4 separate regions of the Homo sapiens genome follow, and regions 2, 3 and 4 are each linked to region 1. The links are chromatin contacts, found by Hi-C or POLR2A ChIA-PET in ENCODE. All regions are on one chromosome and are shown on one strand. The core of a region is the stretch at or near the end of the contact, and the rest is flanking DNA. Distances in the headings are between cores, read along the strand shown. Region 1 holds the start of H3-3A-DT (H3-3A divergent transcript). Region 2 holds the start of PSEN2 (presenilin 2). Region 3 holds the start of ITPKB (inositol-trisphosphate 3-kinase B). Region 4 overlaps ITPKB (inositol-trisphosphate 3-kinase B).

Region 1 (2,774 bases), core at 150-2,649:
AAAAACAAGCAAAATAACTCATCTTGGCTTGAATTATAGGAAATTCTTTGCTGGCAGCTCGGTCCAAGCTGATTGCATATGTGCTTTTAGGATAGGATTAGAGATTGCATGTGTTCTGCACAGCAACCATGGACACTTAACATTCATGAAATAATAATGAAACGGGAGGCCTGGATTTTTGTCTGTTTGTTTCTCCTAGGTCTCTTCCTCACTTAAGTGACCTTGGACAAATCCATTTCTTCCCTCGTATCTGATTTCCATGTATCTGTTTCGGGATAATGTTTATCACTAAGCCGCTTTGTGAGATCTTCAGATTACAAATAATTACTGCCCTTCATTTATGAAATTTTCCTCCTTCACTACCCTACGGGATATTTGCATGACCCTTCCATTGAAAACCTTTACACACAGTTGTGAAGCGTCAATACCATCTAGGGACGGTTCAGAGGTTCCAAAGCCAATCAACTGACAAGTCGTGAGGATAACTTGGGCCATGAAAAGTCCGTTTCCTATGCTACTGAGAATTGGAAAACAGGTATATGTACTAATTCCCAAACCACGTTTGCCTTCTTTCTGCCGTTTTCAGCCTCTTCTAAACTATGCAGAAGCTGCGGACATTTGACTATCTATATTCGGCAATTCCTTTCCAAAGCAATCCTACCGAAAACAGATCACACGGCCCCCACGGGCGGGCAGGACAAGCCACCAGGCCCTGGTGCAGGAGCTGCGCGCTCCACACATTGTTTAGAGGCCGACGCGACACAGCCATCTTGCGTCGGGGGCCCGGGCCCGGGAGGAGAGCGAGCCCCGTCCCCTGATCCCGGAGGCCAACACCGGCGAGGGGCTGCCCTGCACGCAGGCGGCCGGCCCAGGAGTCTTAGCGGATCAAGTTGTCTACGGCGGACTCGGGCCGGTCCCGCAGGACCCGGCCGCACTTGGCCGAGCGCGCAGGCGGGAAGGAGGCCGTCGGTCCGCCCCTCCCGCTGCCGCAGCGGCCAGGTCCGACAGCGGGCGCGGGACGCTGGATTCCTATTTGCCAGCTTCCTGCTGGGGAGCGTTTTCCAATGGGGCGCGGCGACCCGGCCGACCGCGTCCTCCTCCCCCACTGCCGCCCGGGTCTCCTCGGGGGCGCGCGCCGGGGCCCGCGCGGGGGCAGCCCCTCCCTCCCCTCCCCGCCGCGGCCCGAGACGCCCGCAGGCCGGGCGTTCACCCGCCGCGCCTCCGCCCGCCTTCCCCTCCCCCCACTTCCCTCCGGGCGCCCCAAACCCGGGCTTCGGGGGTTCGACGCCGTGCGCACACGGAGCGGGATGGGAGTGCAGGGCCGGGGGCGGGGGCTGGCCGGGTGCGGGCGGCAGTCTCGGCGGGAGCCGGCGGCCCCTCAGCGTGTCTTTTGTGTTTGTACACACACGGCGCGAGGCGGCCTGGAGGAGGGAGCGGGCGGCGCGCGGGGGAGGGGCGAGCGCGCGCCAGCGAACGGGCGCGCGGGGGGAAGGGCGGGGGCGGGGCGCGAGAGGAGCTATGGGGGCGGGGCCGAGCCTTCCCTCCATTGTGTGTGATTGGCTGGCGCGCGGCGCGGGGGCGGGGCGGCGTGTGTTGGGGGATAGCCTCGGTGTCAGCCATCTTTCAATTGTGTTCGCAGCCGCCGCCGCGCCGCCGTCGCTCTCCAACGCCAGCGCCGCCTCTCGCTCGCCGAGCTCCAGCCGAAGGAGAAGGGGGGTAAGTTTCCCCGTCTGCCCGCTTCCCCGGAACCGAGCCCCGCTTGCCGTCAGCCCCGAGCCGGGCCCTGGCGGTGCCGGGAGGGGACCCATAGCCCCTCCGGCTTAGCCCACAAACTTTTTGGCCCAGAAATGGAGGTGAGGAGCGAGTTTCCCTGTTCCCTCTGGCGGCGGCGGCTCCCCCGTCTCTCGCCGCCTCAGCCCAACAGCAGCAACCGCCGCGGCGCCGAGCCTGCTCTCCCTCCTCCTCCCCGCGCCCCTGGCTCCTCTTTCTTCGGTGAAATCCCGCCCGCCGCCCCTTCCCCGGACCCCAAACCTTCACCATGACCCGCGCGGGCCTCTTAACTACCGCCCCCGGGCCCCAGCCCCCAGTTTTCGAGCGGGAAAGGGGTGGAAATCGCCGCCGCTTCGCACCCTGGGGTAACTCGCTTTTTGCTGCCTCCCCACAGTTGTTGCTAAGCTTCACCATCTTGTCTCTCTTCTCTGGTCACCGACCATATTTTTTCCCCCGTTTCTCTCTTCCCCATTTCAAAAAAGCAAGAATTTTTAAAAGAGGGACGTTTTTTTCCCTTTTTTGGAGAGGCGGAAACTTGATGCATTTGAAATGCAAAAAAAACTTTTGCATTTTGGAGGGCGGCACGTGGCAGGGGATAGGGGTATTTTCGAGCGATTTGGTGTTTTGTCTCTTTGGAACGGAATCGGATACGTTTTGCGATTGTTTCCATTTTGTTCTGGTCGGGGAGCCGAGTTGGTTCCTGCTCGAGGCGCTGGGAGCGAGGCGGGCAGGTTGGGGGACCCTGTGCCGAGGGACCCGAAGGAGGCAAAACCAAAAGTTTATGTGGTGCTTGGGGTGGACCGGTCGGCGGATGTCGTGCGTTAATTAAAGCCTGGGTGCGGGGCACTTTTTATTTCACTGCGAAGCCTGTGAGGACTGGACGCGAGGACGGGGCTTTGTAGAATGCTCGCTGGTGGTAGCTGTTGTTCCTCTCTTGTTTTTTCGAGACGCCTTTTTGTCAACATAACTGTAAAGATGCAAAACCAAGAATATTTTCAGATATT
Region 2 (2,774 bases), core at 92-2,591, 810 kb after region 1:
GCCAACATGGGGAAACCCCATCTCTACTAAAAATACAAAAATTAGCCAGATGTGGTGGCACACACCTGTAACTCCAGCTACTCAGGAGGCCGAGGCAAGATAATTGCTCGAACCTGGGAGGCAGAGGTTGCAGTGAGCCAAGATTGCGGCCACTGCACTCTAGGCTGGGCAACAGAGCAAGGCTCTGTCTCAAAAAAAAAAAAAAATTGAATTACCATGCGATCCAACAATTCAACCCCTATGTATGTACCCTCCCCAAATAAAAATGGGCTCTCAAACAAATACATGTACATGCATGTTCATGGTAGCATTATTCACAAAGCCAAAAGATGCAAACAGCCCCAATGTCCATAGATGAATAAACTGTGGCATACATGATACACACACACACACGCACACACATATACATATACACACACAAACACTATTCAGTCATAAAAAGGAATAAAGTCTGTTACATGCTACCTGAGGATGAACCTCGAAAACATGCTAAGTGAAAGACACAAAAGTCCACACACTGTGATTCCGTTTATATGAAGTATCTAAAGTAAGTAAATATAGAGACAGAAGTAGACTGGTAATTGCCAGGGGCTGGGGGGGAAGAGGGCATTGGGAAGAAACTTCTCAATGGGTATGGGGTTTTTCTTTCGGAATGAGGAAAATGTTTTGGAACTAGACAGAGGTGGTGGTTGCACAGCATTGTGAATTCACTAAATGCCACTGAAATGCCCACTTTAAAATGGTAAATTTTATGTTATGTGAATTTCACCTTAAGTTAAAAAAAAAAAAGTAAAACTACTCAGACAACGCCAAATTATTGACAATCTCAACCTACCCCACAGACCCCAAATCCTGGAACCACAACCCCCTAGGCCAATTCTCAGGTCAGGCAGCAATTTATTCCTGTTCAATTTTATGCAGAGCTCCTGGTGGCTCTGAAGCGCCCTAGGGAACAGACCAGGAACATTCTCATGGTGTTAGCTCACATTGGGCCATTAGTGCTCCTTTAATGTGAGAACAACCGGGAGGAGGAGGGGATGTGGACCCAAAACTACAAGAAAGAGTGTCCTCGAAGCCTATGTCCTACCGCCCCACGCTGCTGCCAGGCCCGCAGGAAGATGACAGGCCCGGCCTCCACTCCTTCTAAGGTCGTCGCTTAGTTCCGACGTCGGGATGACCCTGTCATCCACGCGGCGTGAAGGCCACCCTCCCCGCGCGCCCGGGACTCCAGGTGGGGCCCCAGTGGACGAGGGAACGCGGCGTCGCCCACCGGGCGTGGCCTGGGCGGGCGTGGGGCGGGGCCTGGGCCGGCGCCGGGTCCGGCCGGGCGCTCAGCCAGCTGCGTAAACTCCGCTGGAGCGCGGCGGCAGAGCAGGTGAGCGGGCGGTGCCGGGGGGTGCCCAGGCCAGGGCCCTGTCGCCTGCGGCGCTGAGGGCCCGGGGTGGGGCTGCGCCCTGAGGGCCCTGCCCTGCCCTCCGCACGCCTCTGGCCACGGTCCCTTCCCCGGCTGTGGGTCTGCGGCCCCTGCGTGCGCAGCGCTCCTGGCCTCTGCGGCCAGCGCGGGGGCGGAGAGAGGAGAGTGCCCGGCAGGCGGCGGCTGGGCCGGCCCGGAACTGGGTCGTGGAAGGATCGCGGGGAGCGGCCCTCAGGCCTTCGGCCTCACTGCGTCCCCACTTCCCTGCGCCCGCCTGCCGCCGAGCCCCGGCTGGGGGTGGGCGCGGCGCGAGCGGTTAAAGGGCCGGTGCATTTAAAGGAGCGGTGCACGTGGGTCTCTGAGGCGTGTAGCAGGCGGGGGCGTTTTGTTCTTCTTCTCTCTCGCCGGAGACCTCCGTTGCGCCGAGTCCATTCGGCCTCTAGCACCGGGTCCTGGGCATGCTTTCCCCGGGAAGGAGGCGCGCGGGGGCTCTGCCCGCACGTGAGGGGCAGGGCCGCAGGCTCAAGCCTAGAGCCGGTTTCTGTTAGCAGCGGTGTTTGGCTGTTTTATCAGGCATTTCCAGCAGTGAGGAGACAGCCAGAAGCAAGCTTTTGGAGCTGAAGGAACCTGAGACAGAAGCTAGTCCCCCCTCTGAATTTTACTGATGAAGAAACTGAGGCCACAGAGCTAAAGTGACTTTTCCCAAGGTCGCCCAGGTACGATATAGCAGAGCCAGGCTTCGACCCCAGTGTCCTGGCTTCTAGATCTGCTGTCCATCCCTCCGAGCAGACCTCACCCCTGTTTATTGCCTTAATAAGTATTCCCTTTGAAAGGTATGAACGGTGTTGAGTGAAGTAACTGCATCCCTATTTACAAATGGAGAACCTGAGAGCATTCCATAGAGACGATTGTAGACTAACTTAACTCAGAAGCGACAGCCTGGGGTTGCCAAGGCTGTCTACGAAGTAACTTGATTAGGACCGACCCCAGCTTCCAGTAAGGAAGCCTCTGATGCCTCTGTAGCCAATTCTGCAGACACCTGAGCCTCCAAGGCCTTCAGCCAAGACCTTTGGCGGTAATTGGAGTCTCGGGATAAGCTGCTTCAGGTGTGTGAGCCTCAGGTTCTTCTCTCCTGAATGTGGTTGTGGGCAGCCGGTGACTGGCGCAGGTGCAGAAGGGGCCTGGTTCTTGGCCCCACCTCAGAGCTGCGTCCTCACGACGCCCACGTTGAGCCTTGGGTTCCAGGGCAGAGACTGGAGTGAGGGCTTGGGGGCATGTTGCTTTGAAGTGGGATGGATGTATCAGGTTTTTGGGGAAAACTCTGTACCCTTTGGTGTTGAAGTGCCCATGTGCCAAGTCT
Region 3 (2,774 bases), core at 91-2,590, 680 kb after region 1:
CGCGGACCGGCGAGAAGCGAGGTCCAAGTCCTTGGCTCCTAAGTATGCTGTGTGCGGGGCGCGGCTGACTCAGCTCTCCCGGGCTGAGGACACCCCAGCCACCGTCTCCGGGTCTCCCCAGCCTGAGCAAACATTGGCTATCCAGGGCAACCCGGCAGCCCTCGCCCTGGGCTTCAGGGTCTCCCTGCTCCACCCTCTCGGGGCATCAGAGACCGACCGGCTCGGAGGGAACCTAAGCGGGACCTGCCTTGCCCGAGCCGCTGCCAGCGCCCGGATCTGGGAGGGCGCCCGCGTGCCCGCCGTTTACCTTCCTGACCCTAGCCTTGGGGCTGTGTCTCTCGGCCTACGAAGGCCTGGGCGGGCAGCGGGGCCGCAGCCGAAGCATTTTTCAGGGCTAGCCTTGTCGCCTATCCCTAGACAAGTGTTTTGTGAGTGTGGGCGCACCGAGGTTCTACACGTTCTCTTTACCGGAACCAGTACTTGCTGCCCCCCTGCCGTCGTCCCCTATGGGGGGGTGTCTGTGAGTGTGTGTGTATACACGCGTGTGTGTATACGCCGCACGCGCGCGGAGCGAGTCCGCTCTCAGCGCGCCCTGTTGCCGAGGACGCGACTGCCCCTGCGGGCTCCCGGACCCGCGCCCACTCGGAGGAACTTAGGGGCGTGCATGGCTGCAGCCGGGCAGCAGCCCTAGGTGCACAGAGCCTCTAGCTCTGCAAACCTCCCAGGAGCCGGCGCTCTAACACCCCAGGGCAGCGCCGCGGAGCGCAGGGCTTCTCCGCATCCCGGGCAGCCTCGCCCGGCGCCAGCAGAGCCGCCCCGAGACCCCAGCCTGGGGACTCCTGGAGCGCGCTGAGGGAGGCGGCGCGGAGTGAGCGGCCCGGAAGGCGGGTAGGAGAAATGCGGAGACCTCGTCTCTCCCTATTTTCTCCCCACCGCCACTCCATGTCACCCTCCAAAATCAAACCCCCTTCCCTGCCTCCCCAGCCCACCCCTTTGCCCTGTTTCGGAACCAGGAACGCCGAGATTCGCTCCAGAGCAGAAAGTGAGGGAAAAGAGGGTTGTTCAGAGGCGAGAGCCATTAAAAGGCCGCCAAACTTACCTGCAGTTTCTCAGATTCTCAGGTCCTGTGTAGACTACATGCCCAGAGGCGCAAACCTCGTAGGGACGAGATGGCTTTAAAAGTAAAAATGCTCAGAAATTATTTTCTCACAAGCTATGGAAGACAAAAAAGAGGAGTGCGAAAGAGGGGGGAAAGCTCTTCGGTTCAGGGGCCCGGCGATCCCGGCAGTGGCGACGCCAAGCCGGCCCTGCACGCCCTTTTCGACCGTGGAGATACTGCCCCTGTCAGTGTCTGCTCCGGGCTACTTCAGTGTTTGTTCAATGCACGATTAAAAAAAAAAAAAAGAAAGAAAGAAAAGTTGTTGGGGGGGGGGGTAGTGGAGGAGGGAGGAGGGAGAAAGGCGGAGGCTTGGGGGAGGAAAGCAGGAAGGAAGTTGTGAGCCTGTCTGGGGTTGAACTCAGCGGAACAAGTTTTTCTTTTCTTCTTTTTTTTTTTTTTCTATTGCTTGGCAAGACGAGGGAGGGAAACACTTAAAAAAAAGTTTCCATTGTTAGCTAACAACAACAAAAAAGGCTTTTAACTTCTGCGGTTTAAAGATATACAATTCATTTTCCACCCCTCAATCGAGGCTTGCTGATGTGTCTAGCTTTATGAAACTATTTTTGAAAAATGTTTTTAATAAAGTTTTGAGTGTATGTCTTAAACAAAGCAAATCATGGGGACCTTTTTAGCATTTAAAAAAGGCTACAATCCTGTATAAACAGTTTGTGTTCTTGTACACAGTTCTGCAAATTCAAAGAAGGTACATTGAGGTCACCTTCCTGCAGAGTTGCAGGTTTTAAGTGCATCACAGTAGTATTTTGGAAGACTGGTTGGTCTATGAGCTGGGGATGGTTTTGCAGTGCAATTGGTAGATATATAAATACACCTTTACATGTCACATTTATTTATAAATGCACACGGCACATGTGACATTCGCATATTTTTGCACTTAATTCTCAGAATTATTTTAAGAAAAAGCATAGTCCTGAAACTAAGAAGGCTTGGGTAACGTCTGAAACCCCTCTTGCTCCTGTAGACCCTTGTAGACTGTCTCCTGTAGACTGGATCATTTTCAAGAAACTTTCTCCCCTACTATCAGCAAAAAAGGGAGAAAGAACATCAGCCAACATTACTGGGCAGGGGATCCTACCCCTTCTAAGCCCTGGCACTGCCAGTGTGTTTTACATAATTCTCTAAATCTTAAACTACAGCATTTAGTGAAAGGAGGGAAAACACAGCTGCACGGCTCAGGAGACTGAAACATCCAAAGCCTGAATTGGTCCTTATATCATGATTAGCTGAAATTCAGATGGAAATTTTGACTTTACTTGTAGCACACAGATCTCTTGCTTGTTTATGTAACAATACTGTTAAGTGAGCAAAGCAACCTGCTGCTCCATCAGGAAGAGGCTCATGCTAAATCTGAAATCAAGAGATCTTCTAGCCAAGAATACCTGAGAATCACACACTGTTGAAAACTTTATAATTTTTAAAAATTAGAAATGGAAGAATTGAACCTAATTACCCTCCTACCCTCAATGGGGCTTTTTTAAAAAAAAGCCCAATCCCAGAACTTTGGGAGGCCAAGGCAGGCAGATCACAAGGTCAGGAGTTCGAGACCAGCCTAACCAACATGGTGAAACCCTGTCTTTACTAAAAATACAAAAATTAG
Region 4 (2,774 bases), core at 97-2,596, 640 kb after region 1:
ACTTGGCCCGGCACGGTGGTTCATGCCTGGAATCCCAGCACTTTGGGAGGCCGAGGTGGGTGGATCACTTGAGGTCTAGAGTTCAAGACCAGCCTGGCCAACATGGCAAAACCCCGTCTCTACTAAAAAATACAAAAATTAGCCGGGTGTGGTGGTGGGCGCCTATAATCCCAGCTACTCGGGAGACTGAGGCAGGGAGAATTGCTTTAACCAGGGGGGCGGAAGTTGCAGTGAGCGGACATCACGCCACTACACTCCAGCCTGGGCGACACAGTGAGACTCCCTCTCGGAAAAAAAAAAAAAAAGGGAAAGTTCAACTTGACGGCTACCCCTATTTCATCATGGTGAGGTACAGAAAAAGGATTCCCTTCTGCAGCGCTGCCTATCCTCTTCTGATGACCTCACTGTGGCTATCTGGTTACAAAGGCAGGCAACAACTGGCACTAGGCCTAGAGAGAGATGACCAAAATTGACTACGCTTGCACAGTAAGGGACTAGATTTAATCCAATCATTTGGCTCCAAGAAATGCACGAAATACAACTACTGGTATTCTCTTTATTCGGCAGATGGTAATGAAGACCCATTGGGAGGGTGCCTTCCCATTTTGTCAGTCTAGGACCTGAGTGGAGTCCCAACCGGGAAGCCTGGGGCAGTGTGCTAAACCAGCAGCCAACAGATACTGCATTCCAATAGTGGCTTCTTGGTCCCCTGGCATTTTTTGTGCTTACCTTTAACTAACTGTTCCTTGCCTAAGCTCCTTCCAACCTCAAGGAACTAAGAGAATTTCATTCCTTTCTAATTAAATATTTTTCCTCCAATAGATAATCCACACTGACCCTATCGAGGGAAAATCTGAGCTGGTGTAACTGCAGGAGGTGGTTTATTTTCATAACAGTAAAACATCTAAACCAAATATGCCCTGTGTTTCAGCAGCTTAAACATTGAGGTCTGACAAGAACCCGAGATTCCACTTTGCCTGCCAAGGGCTAAGTGTGTATGCTGAAGCGAAAGAAAGTGATTATGAGGAAAAATGGGGAATGTCTGAGTGGGTGAAGGAAAAAAAAAGTGCAAGATATTACTAGAAAAACCTGACTGCACACACAATCCTATCCCCTACGCAGGAGAAAGACCGAGTGCTAGCACCCGGGGTGTGAAAGCCTGCACCAAGGGACCCAGGAACCAGGCGTGCCTCCATTTCTCACTCGATTTGTTTACAATGAACGGACGGCGCCGGAGTCCCTCCGCCCTCAGCTCAGGCCCGGTTCCCACCGCCCGACGCTGGCTGGCCGAGGCAGGGGCGCGGCGGGGGATTTCGGGCAGGGCGGTGAAGCAGGGCCTGCTCTACAGGGGGCTTTTCTTCGCCGCGGTTTCTTCCCCTGTCGCTGCCCGGCCCCCACCTCCTCTCTCCTCCCGCGCGCGCTCTGCCCGCCGCCCACGCGCGGAAGCCCGCGGCCGGGGAGGGGGCGCCGTCTCCCGGCATGCTCGGCGGCGGTGCCGGTCACGTGACGGGAAGGCGGCCGCCCCTGTCGCCTTCGCCAGCGCTAGCGGGCCCGCAGCAGAGGCAGTAGCGGGGCTTGAAATGCTGACCTGCACCCCTGGCTTGCGCTCCCCCAGGCGGGAAAGACAAGGGGGCTGCTGTTGCTGCTTACGAAAAGAATCTCAGCGCTGCTGGCCGCCAGCTTCCGGCTTGGGAGAAAGGATGTGTTTCAGTCTGGGTTTCCTCATTTGCAAAATGGGTATACTTTTTGTAGGGTTGAACTGTAGGTCAGCAGGCTCCCAAATCCTGTCTTTCCTTGTCCCCCTCACCCCCAAGAGTAACAACTTTTAATTAATTTTGTTCAAGAGCTAATAAAAAAAAAATCTTCATTTCTTTGGATGACACTGTGCCCAACTCCACGGTCAGCTTGCAGAGCGTAGCGGTTCTGCCCGAAACCCATCCGCCCAAGGCTTTTATTTTCCTAGATCTCAAACAGTGGGAGGGTCGGACTCTAAATACTATTTGTTTAGACCCCTGAAAATTTTTGATAATTCAATCTTAAGCCGAATTCCGTTTACCTTTACAGTATGAAAAAAGAGTGACTACGAAATAAAGAATATAAACATTAATAGTACAAGCACTTCAGAAAAATGTTTAGCATGCCGTAAAATACCAATTACAAAGCATTGTTAACTCTCAATAATTAGATCTCCGATGTAATTATACATGACCAATAAAGTAATAACACTACTTATCTTTAAAAACATTAATATAACCAAGACTACCCACATTGCAACAGGTTATCATACCTGGTCAACACGAGAATTCCCTGTAAAAAAGCTTCTCGTGTGTGCTAATGAAGATGTGTGAGAATGGAGAATAACTCAGCTAGTTTATTTCCTGGGCATTTATGAAAAACTGAATTGAGCGGGCAGCAATGAAAATTGTCATTCTGGGGAATGCAATATTTTTCCGCTTTGGGGAAATGAGCAAAAACATGTGACAAAAGCACTGGAGATAAAAGTGACACTGGGAAAGACAGTTTACAGTGGCTTGAAACAAAGCAGTGCATCATTCTGCCAACTTTACAGCCAAGCTTTTTTCAGAGATCATTGGCTACTTAAACAGTAAGTAATGGACGTTCAACAATGCTGTGCCCAGTCTAAAACTAAGAGGCTTTTATCTCTACCGATGACATGAGAAAACCTGTGACTACACACAGCCTCGACTTCATTTGAAATCTTGAGCTGGAATGACTTTTCTTAAAGTCAGAGGCTCCTTTGCACAGTGGAACAA

Evidence for each region. Hi-C counts contacts between places; a loop is a spot of excess contacts on that map. ChIA-PET counts read pairs that join two places held with the same protein, here RNA polymerase II (POLR2A). Pooled maps may share reads with other maps.
Region 2: a pooled map shows a loop between it and region 1 (4-fold over the local background). The contact joins the promoter of PSEN2 here to the promoter of H3-3A-DT in region 1. A Hi-C loop is called at or near these places in 2 of 37 single-sample maps with no recorded cell type and 9 of 50 pooled maps. POLR2A ChIA-PET finds 5 or more read pairs at or near these places in 3 of 52 experiments (GM12878, Panc1 and activated T-cell).
Region 3: a map of CD8-positive, alpha-beta T cell shows a loop between it and region 1 (22-fold over the local background). The contact joins the promoter of ITPKB here to the promoter of H3-3A-DT in region 1. A Hi-C loop is called at or near these places in 3 of 168 maps with a recorded cell type or tissue (CD8-positive, alpha-beta T cell and naive thymus-derived CD4-positive, alpha-beta T cell), 1 of 37 single-sample maps with no recorded cell type and 11 of 50 pooled maps. POLR2A ChIA-PET finds 5 or more read pairs at or near these places in 3 of 52 experiments (BJ and T-cell).
Region 4: a pooled map shows a loop between it and region 1 (5-fold over the local background). The contact joins the enhancer-like site here to the promoter of H3-3A-DT in region 1. A Hi-C loop is called at or near these places in 4 of 50 pooled maps. POLR2A ChIA-PET finds 5 or more read pairs at or near these places in 3 of 52 experiments (HEK293T, WTC11 and activated CD4-positive, alpha-beta T cell).

What each region holds. Positions count from the first base shown.
Region 1 is chr1:226,061,096-226,063,869 of GRCh38, forward strand. H3-3A-DT (H3-3A divergent transcript) reads right to left here and starts at 1,400. Exons shown (of 2, transcript NR_185887.1): 1 at 1-1,400. It overlaps H3-3A (H3.3 histone A), which reads left to right and starts at 1,621. Exons shown (of 4, transcript NM_002107.7): 1 at 1,621-1,716. RefSeq lists silencers at 740-1,589, 1,176-1,341, 1,960-2,029.
Region 2 is chr1:226,869,275-226,872,048 of GRCh38, forward strand. It overlaps PSEN2 (presenilin 2), which reads left to right and starts at 1,342. Exons shown (of 13, transcript NM_000447.3): 1 at 1,342-1,375; 2 at 1,988-2,130. LOC105373119 (a long non-coding RNA gene) reads right to left here and starts at 1,276. Exons shown (of 3, transcript XR_949226.4): 1 at 1,088-1,276. RefSeq lists silencers at 1,145-1,744, 1,755-1,804.
Region 3 is chr1:226,737,942-226,740,715 of GRCh38, forward strand. It overlaps ITPKB (inositol-trisphosphate 3-kinase B), which reads right to left and starts at 1,341. Exons shown (of 8, transcript NM_002221.4): 1 at 1,100-1,341. RefSeq lists enhancers at 1-474, 1,098-1,347 and a silencer at 638-877.
Region 4 is chr1:226,702,110-226,704,883 of GRCh38, forward strand. The region is part of intron 2 of ITPKB (inositol-trisphosphate 3-kinase B); the gene reads right to left. Among named protein-coding and RNA genes, the nearest start is that of ITPKB-IT1, 28 kb to the left of the region's middle. RefSeq lists a silencer at 1,163-1,592. Within about 2 kb of position 1,347, at least 35 of the 41 ENCODE cell types and tissues checked have a DNase peak (open chromatin) inside an H3K27ac peak, as active enhancers do.